Linked DNA regions of Homo sapiens: all the other regions are linked to region 1. A link is a loop called in an ENCODE intact Hi-C map of the cell type or tissue named here. Cell type or tissue: OCI-LY7. All regions are shown on one strand.

The links. A loop is a pair of places that touch in the nucleus more often than their neighbours do. Peaks named below come from ENCODE experiments on the same cell type or tissue, not always from the same donor. Only the 100,000 strongest peaks of a DNase experiment are listed, where the experiment ranks them.
Region 2: it touches region 1 in a loop (2.5-fold over the local background); 2 of 110 quality-filtered maps call a loop at or near these places.
Region 3: it touches region 1 in a loop (4-fold over the local background); 3 of 110 quality-filtered maps call a loop at or near these places.

What each region holds. Positions count from the first base shown.
Region 1 is chr7:64,635,093-64,637,592 of GRCh38, forward strand. All of the region lies in intron 3 of LOC124901656 (a long non-coding RNA gene), which reads left to right. It overlaps LOC105375326 (a long non-coding RNA gene), which reads right to left and starts at 986. Exons shown (of 3, transcript XR_927602.2): 1 at 839-986. In OCI-LY7, a CTCF peak has its summit at 1,539 (motif pointing right); a DNase peak (open chromatin) is centred at 1,529.
Region 2 is chr7:64,711,320-64,713,819 of GRCh38, forward strand. ZNF107 (zinc finger protein 107) reads left to right here. Exons shown (of 4, transcript NM_001282359.2): 4 at 1-258. Among named protein-coding and RNA genes, the nearest start is that of MIR6839, 34 kb to the left of the region's middle. In OCI-LY7, no CTCF peak of the experiment used is centred here; no DNase peak of the experiment used is centred here.
Region 3 is chr7:64,950,046-64,952,545 of GRCh38, forward strand. No RefSeq gene overlaps it. Among named protein-coding and RNA genes, the nearest start is that of ZNF117, 40 kb to the right of the region's middle. In OCI-LY7, CTCF peaks have their summits at 1,413 (motif pointing right) and 1,612; a DNase peak (open chromatin) is centred at 1,396.

The DNA of each region.
Region 1 (2,500 bases):
TCTCCTCAATGGACTTTGCCCACAGAAGTATCAGAAGAGATTAAAAAAGAGATTAAGGCCGGGCATGGTGGCTCATGCCTGTAATCCCAGAACTTTGGGAGGCCGAGGCAGGCGGATCATGAGGTCAGGAGATCGAGACCATCCTGGCTAACACGGTGAAACTCTGTCTCTACTAAAAAATACAAAAAATTAGCCGGGTGTGGTGGCTGGCGCCTGTAGTCCCAGCTACTCGGGAGGCTGAGGCAGGAGAATGGTATGAACCTGGGAGGCGGAGCTTGCAGTGAGCTGAGATCAAGCCACTGCACTCCAGCCTGGGTGACAGAGCGAGACTCTGTCTGAAAAAAAAAAAAAAAAGAGATTAAAATCTCTTAATTCTACACCTAGGCGATTGGACTCTTCTTTTATGCCTGGGCACTGCACACAGCTGAGATTGTGACCTTCATATGCATGCCCAGCCAACAGTATAAACTTCTTTCCTTCCACGTAAACAGCCCACTGTTGAGGTTCTGAATCTCACACCCAAAGGCAGGGAAGTGGGGAAATCGACTCTCATATGTAGATTTGGTTCACATTTGCGTTTGTGACTCTTAAATCAACATTTAGCAAACCTGTGAGGCCATCACTCTACTAAGAAGACACAGTCCACAGGATGGATTGAGGCTCTCATTCTTTGGTCCAGTCCACCATTGAGACTGTGACTCATGTAGTTATACCCAACATGACATTTCACTGTGCCGAGCACCTAGCTGATGTGACTCCTTTTATTTCTGGGTTCTGTCTCCAGAGAAGATTGTGAAATATTGCTAGGCCTTTCACCTAGATGATGTTACTGTCTTACCTCGGCTCTTTCCTCAAGGAATATCGTGACATATTGCTGGACCTAGCATCTAGGTGATCTGACTCTTTTCTGTTGCTAGGGATCTGCCTAAAAAAAGGATTTAGTTGTATTGCTGGGCTTAACACCTAGGCAGTGTGACCCTCCCCTCCCACCTGAGTTCTTCATACATTGTGTATTGAGACATAGGGTCAGGTCCAACACCTAGGTTATGCAACTCTCCTTGATGGGCTCTGCCCTTAGGGGTATCTTTTTATTCATTGCCTAAGTTATGTGACTCTCCTTTTCTGCCAGAGCTTTGCCAGAAGTGGGGATTGTGACATATAACTGGACCCAGCACCTCGGTAATATGACTGTTCTTGTTTTACTGGCCTGAGCATATTTTGGGTACTGTGATATATCTCTTAGCCCAACACCCAGGGGCTGGGAGGCTTCTGCTTGGGCCCTGTCCACAGGGGGCCTTTTGACATATTTCTGCATTTATCACCTAGGAGATGTAACTCTTCATTCTGCCTGAACCCTGGCCACGAAAAAAAAATCGTGACAGATTTTTTAGGCCAGTAACCAGGTGATGTGAATTTCCTCTCCTACCTAGGCACTGCCCATAGGGGGCACTGTGACATATCACTGGGCTCCACACCCAAGGTATGTGATTCTTCTGCCTGTTCCCTGCCCACATAAGGCATTATAACATGTTATTTAGTCCAAAACCCAGGTAATGTAACTCTCCTGCTTAGACCCTGACTACAGGGGGCACTGTGACATATCTCTATGCACATCTCGCAGGTGATATGACACTCTCGTTTTGCCTGATCACTGCTCATGTGGGGGATTGTAAAATACCACTGGGCCAAGCACCAAAGTGACATTGCTCTTTTCTCTTTGGCTTGGCCTTGCCCTCAGAAGGCATTGTGACATATTGCTGGACCCAGCACCAACGTGATGTGAGTCTCTTTCCTGAACTCTGTCCACAGGGGACATTGTGACATATCTCTGGGCCTGTCAACTACTTGATGTAACTCTCTACTCTTACCTGGGCATTGCCTGTAGAAGAGATTGTGACAATTCCCTCCTGAAAGCAGAACACGGGCAGCCGAGTTACATAACCTGGACGCATGGCCTAGTGATAGTTCCCAATCTTCCTTGTGGGCAGGGTGCAGGTAGGAAAGTCATATCTTCTAAGTGATAGATGCAGATAAGTATCAAAAGGTCCCCACATAGGCAGGATCCATGCACAAGCCTCCCATCTCCCAGTGGTGGGGCCCAGCAATTTGTTACGATACCCAAAATATGTGAGGCCCAGGCAAAAGGAGAGAGTCACATCACCTAGGTGCTGTGTTCAGTGATATGTCACAATCCTTCTATTTGGCAGGGCTCTGGTGGAATAAGAGAGTCACATCACATAGGTAATAAAGAAAAAGATATTTTAAAGTACCCTGTGGGCAAAACCCAGGCAGGAGAGTCACATCATGTAGGTATTGGACTCAGCCATATGTCATAACACACAATGAATACAGGACCCAGGCAAAGGAGGAGTCATATTATTTAGGTGCTGAGCCCACAGGTATATATCAGAATCTCACTTTTTGGCAAAGCTCAGATGTGAAAAGAGCATCATATCCAATAGTTGAGGGGCCTAGAGATATGTCAAAATGCCCTGGGTGG
Region 2 (2,500 bases), 76 kb after region 1:
AGTATGTGTATATCTTTATGCCATGTATGGCATATTTTGATACAGGCATATAATTTTATGTATTAATCACATCAGGGCAAAAGATGTATCCATCAACTCCAGCATTTCTCCTTTGTATTACAAACCAATTCTGCACTTTTAGATACTTTAGAATGTACAGTCGTTACTACAGGGTCATTTTATGGTTATAATAAAAATTATATACAAGTATAAATAAACCATGAGAAAATTCTGAGTTCTGAATAAACATTTAAAAAATGTTATATATTTTTCTTTGAACATGTGACCTCTCTGCCTGCAAACATACAGCATTTTAGTTTTGATTTACATACACTTAACTATACACATATATTACTCTAAAAATGAACCTTAGGTATGAGAAAATTATGGAGCAAGTAAGTGTGTTTGTGTATTAGCTTGTACCTATTTTCAGAAGACGAGCAATATTGGAACAAAACTAATCTTTTTTTTTTTCGAGACGGAGTCTTGCTCTGTCGCCCAGGCTTGGAGTGCAGTGGTGCGATCTCGGCTCACTGCAAGCTCCGCTTCCCGGGTTCACGCCATTCTCCTGCCTCAGCCTCCCGAGTTGCTGGGACTACAGGCGCCCAGCACCACGCCCGGCTAATTTTTTTGTATTTTTAGTAGAGACAGGGTTTCACCGCATTAGCCAGGATGGTCTTAATCTCCTGACCTCGTGATCCGCCCGCCTCGGCCACCCAAAGTGCTGGGATTACAGGCGTGAGCCACCGCGCCCGGCCAAAACTAATAATTTTTAAAAGGTGACTAATTTACTAGACAACTGAAAACCTCAAAAATGCTGAAAGCAAATCTATACCCTCTGCTTTGCATTGAATTCATTTCTGTAAAATCTGGCTTACGATTTAGAATCTCCCCATGCAAAGTTTTTGTTTATACTTGCGTGATACTCATGCTACACCTTTAATTTTCTTGTTACTTATGCGTTTTTCTTTTATAATTTATCAGGTATTCATCATGTGAGCTGGTCATGGATTATAAGAATGATTTTTATAAAGTTTAGGAGTACACACAAAATAACTTCTAGATGTGTTTCCAAAATTTGTGTATTATATTTTATTTAGAACATTCTATTTCTTCTTTCCATTGTAGAATCCTATATAAGCCTACTTTTCTTTAGTTAGTATTCTTTTGTCTTGTTATAGGTGACATAAGTAAATTTATTTATTGAGCTAGTTCAGGTAAGAACTAGAAAGACTTCATAAGTCATGAAAATGTTTTTATATATAGATGTAGCAAACAAACATGACATTGCTTATGGTGTAACAGATGCTCCATAATGAGCCATATGTATTTCTGCTGGTGTTAGTTTGTAACTAACTTCAAGTCAGAGATGGAAAATATTAATAGTGAAGAACTAACATTGATTTTTTATGTGGAGAGAACATTTTTTTTCAGGCTGCAAAGCTGAATCTTGCTGTTTTTTTTTTAATTTCCTAATTATCTTCAGTTTTGTTTATCTTATGTGTCTTCAGTGTATTCAACACAGTCCTTCTTTTTCTGTGTTATTGCCACAGTTTTCTCACTGTTGTCTTCATGCCATGTCAATTCACATGGTACTTTGTAGGCTTTGATGAGAAAGTTGGTATTTTTTAATGCACTGAAAAATTGGTTATAACTAGAGAGTTTGCTTATCAATATAACTTTCAGATTAGTTAAGAAAAAAGGCATTTAATGTCCACAGGTGAGAGGATTAAATCAGCATTGTTTTCCCCTGTTTTTAAAAGGAGCATCTTATTAAATTCTTACATAAAGTGTGGCAAATATTAAATTTACTAGAAAATAGATCTTAGAAATTAAATTTTTAAGAGAGCTAATGGTAAGTGAAGAATTTTAAATTTAATTTTCCATGATATAGCACAGCATACTTTTTTTTTGCAGAATCTTCTATTTTAAAGGGTGAATATTCAAGGTTGCAAAGTAATATGACCTCTGTTGATTCAATATTTGGAATACTATGTCTTTTCTATATTGATAGGTACAATTCAGAAAAATTTCTCACTCTTTATATAATTATTTTAATAACTGGTTTAGTCTACAGTTTTTATTCTTAGTCACCTAACTAGCCAACTTCTTATTTTCTATGGAAAACTTTTGGAGATAATGGCAGCTTTTGGATTAAAACGTTTTCTGTTATTTTGCATGCAAACTTATTTACTGTGTTAACAGAGTAGTTAGTCATGAGACCATAAGAAACACCTCTTTTTCAGTGTCTTTCATTCCATTACTGTCTGCAATAAATAAATGTGTATTTGCTCTGTAAAACATTATGTTTGGAAGTATATATACATTGTCAAATGCTTAATTTTAGGTCATTAAAGTTTTACCTCACAGAGTTAACATTTTTGTGGTGAGAGCAGATGACATTGTCAGCATTTTCCAAAAATACTAATATATTATTATAATCTATAGTCACCATGCTTTAAAAAAAAAAACCTCCTGAACTTCTTTCTATCCAACTATA
Region 3 (2,500 bases), 310 kb after region 1:
CCAGGCACATCTGACCTTAATACCAGGAACTGGAGTGCTTGAAGGAGCTGCAGACGGATTAGCAGCCAGTAACCCATTAAAATGGATGAAAACACTTGGAAGCTCTGTGATTTCAATGATGATTGTGTTATTAATCTGTGTTGTTTGTCTTTGTGTAGTCTGCAGATGCAGATCCTGACTCCTGCGAGAAGTAGCTCACCGTGATAAAGCTGCCTTTGCTTTTATTGCCCTGCAAAAACAAGAAGGGGGATATGCTGGGGAATAGGCCCCCAAATCTGGACATAAACTGGCCCCAAAACTGGCCATAAACAAAATCTCTGCAGCGCTGTGACATGTTCATGGTGGCCATAACGCCCATGCTGGAAGGCTGTGGTTTACCGGAATGAGAGCGAGGAACACCTGGCCTATCCAGGGCGGAAAACCACTTATAGGTATTCCTAAACCACAAACAACCTATGCCTTAAGGACATGTTCCTGCTGCAGATAACTAGCCAGAGCCCATCCCTTTGTTTCGGCCCATCCTTTTGTTTCCTGTAAGGAGTGCTTTTAGTTAATCTATAATCTATAGAAACAATACTTATCACTGGCTTGCTGTCAATAAATATGTGGGTAAATCTCTGCTCATGGCTCTCAGCTCTGAAGGCTGTGAGTCCCCTGATTTCCCACTCCACATGCTATATTTCTGTGTGTGTGTCTTTAATTCCTCTAGTGCTGCTGGGTTAGGGTCTCCACGACCGAGCTGGGCTTGGCAAACGTAACTCTTTCTGGGTACTTCCTGTTGGAAAGGAGTGCTGTGGGCCGGGCGCGGTGGCTCACGACTGTAATTTCAGCACTTTAGGAGGCCAAGGTGGGTGGATAATGAGGTCAGGAGTTCAAGACCAGCCAACATGGTGAAACCCAATCTCTACTAAAAATACAAAAATTAGCTAGGCGTGATGGCATCTGCCTGTATTCCCAGCTACGCAGGAAGCTCAGGCAGAAGAATTGCTTGAACCTGGGAGGCAGAAGTTGCAGTGAGCTGAGATCATGCCATTGCACTCCAGCCTGTGTGACAGAGCAAGACTCCATCTCAAAAAACAAAAAAAGAGAGAAAAAATGAAAAGAAAGAAAAGGAGTGCTGTGGCAGGGGGACAGCAGTTGGGGCTCCTTCTGAGGTTGATCTAAGGGTTCTCAAAAGAATGGTGTGTCCATGTGTGGCTCTGTTCATAGCACCATTTAAGGTTTAATTGTTTCTAGGTGAAAAGAGAGAAATTTTTCAAGAAGGCTTGAAATATAGGGTTAGAATATGAGTATTTAGCTTACCATTGTTAGTAGAGATCCTATAGACCATAACTGTGACAGCAGAGTTTGTTAGCTGTTAGCTACACCAATGGATTGTAATACCAGTTTGCCTCCACTAGATGTTGCTGTACATTGCCAGAAATGTTAATATGAAAGTAACATTTGTTTTGAGAAAACATACATTTCCCCCATGACTTGCCATTAGGGAATACTATTAGGTTTAGGCCATCTTTTATAACTTACAATATCATTGGGAGAATACGTTATTGGGTGGCTAAAATAACTTTAGTGTTGATCTTAGCAATTTCTTTCCTTTAATTATTAAATTCTTTCATGACAGGCCCTCTTACAAGATTCTTAAAATTTCTGACTTGTCCTAAACATCCTTCCTTTAAACAGCCAGTCATTTCCTTTCAGGACAAGAATTTACCATACAAGATATTTTCTTATATAAAATCTTTTTATAACCTTCTTTCCATAGCTTAGAGTGCACCATAGTACTAATCTTTAATACAAAGTCCTATCAAACTTAACGATAGTAAAACTTCCATGCTTACTTCCTATCCATAACTCTTACTCCTGCTATAAGCAAAACAAACTTGACTAAATCTTTTCTGCAACTGCTAATCCTTTTACAAAGATAATAATTAGGCAAATTGTTTCAGCAATTAGAATTTTACAACCAGAATTCCACATTGTGGGTGCCACAGTGTACAGTTCTATTGCAAATAATAGCGTGAATATAACAATTCCTGCAAAAGTGGTGTAGTAAATAGTTTCTGTTTAAAACTTTACTTGCCAAGCTATAACATTCTCCTTTGGGAATTTATGAAGTTACAAATGCAATTCTATGTATAATTGAAATTTCTGGCAAATATGCATTAAAAAGAAGGTCTAATATTTGGCGGTGAATTTTGAGAGGAAATGTAGAATTTTTTTAAAGTATCTGGTGAGGTAGATGGGATTGAGTAAGATGAGTAGCTCTCACTCAGTTACTTATCTTTTACGATTTTCAGGTTAAGATCTTCTATTTCTCCACACTGATATTCAGGACATTCCTCTGGGCTGTCAGAGGTTGCTCCCTCAGCTCTTCAGGCTTTGACTTGAGTGTGATGCATTCAGAATTTGATACCTGTAACTTTTACTGCCAAGGGGCTTGAAAGAAAATCAGTGTAGGGCTCTTCCCAGTTTGAGTTTAGGAAAGGAGAGAGTTTTCACT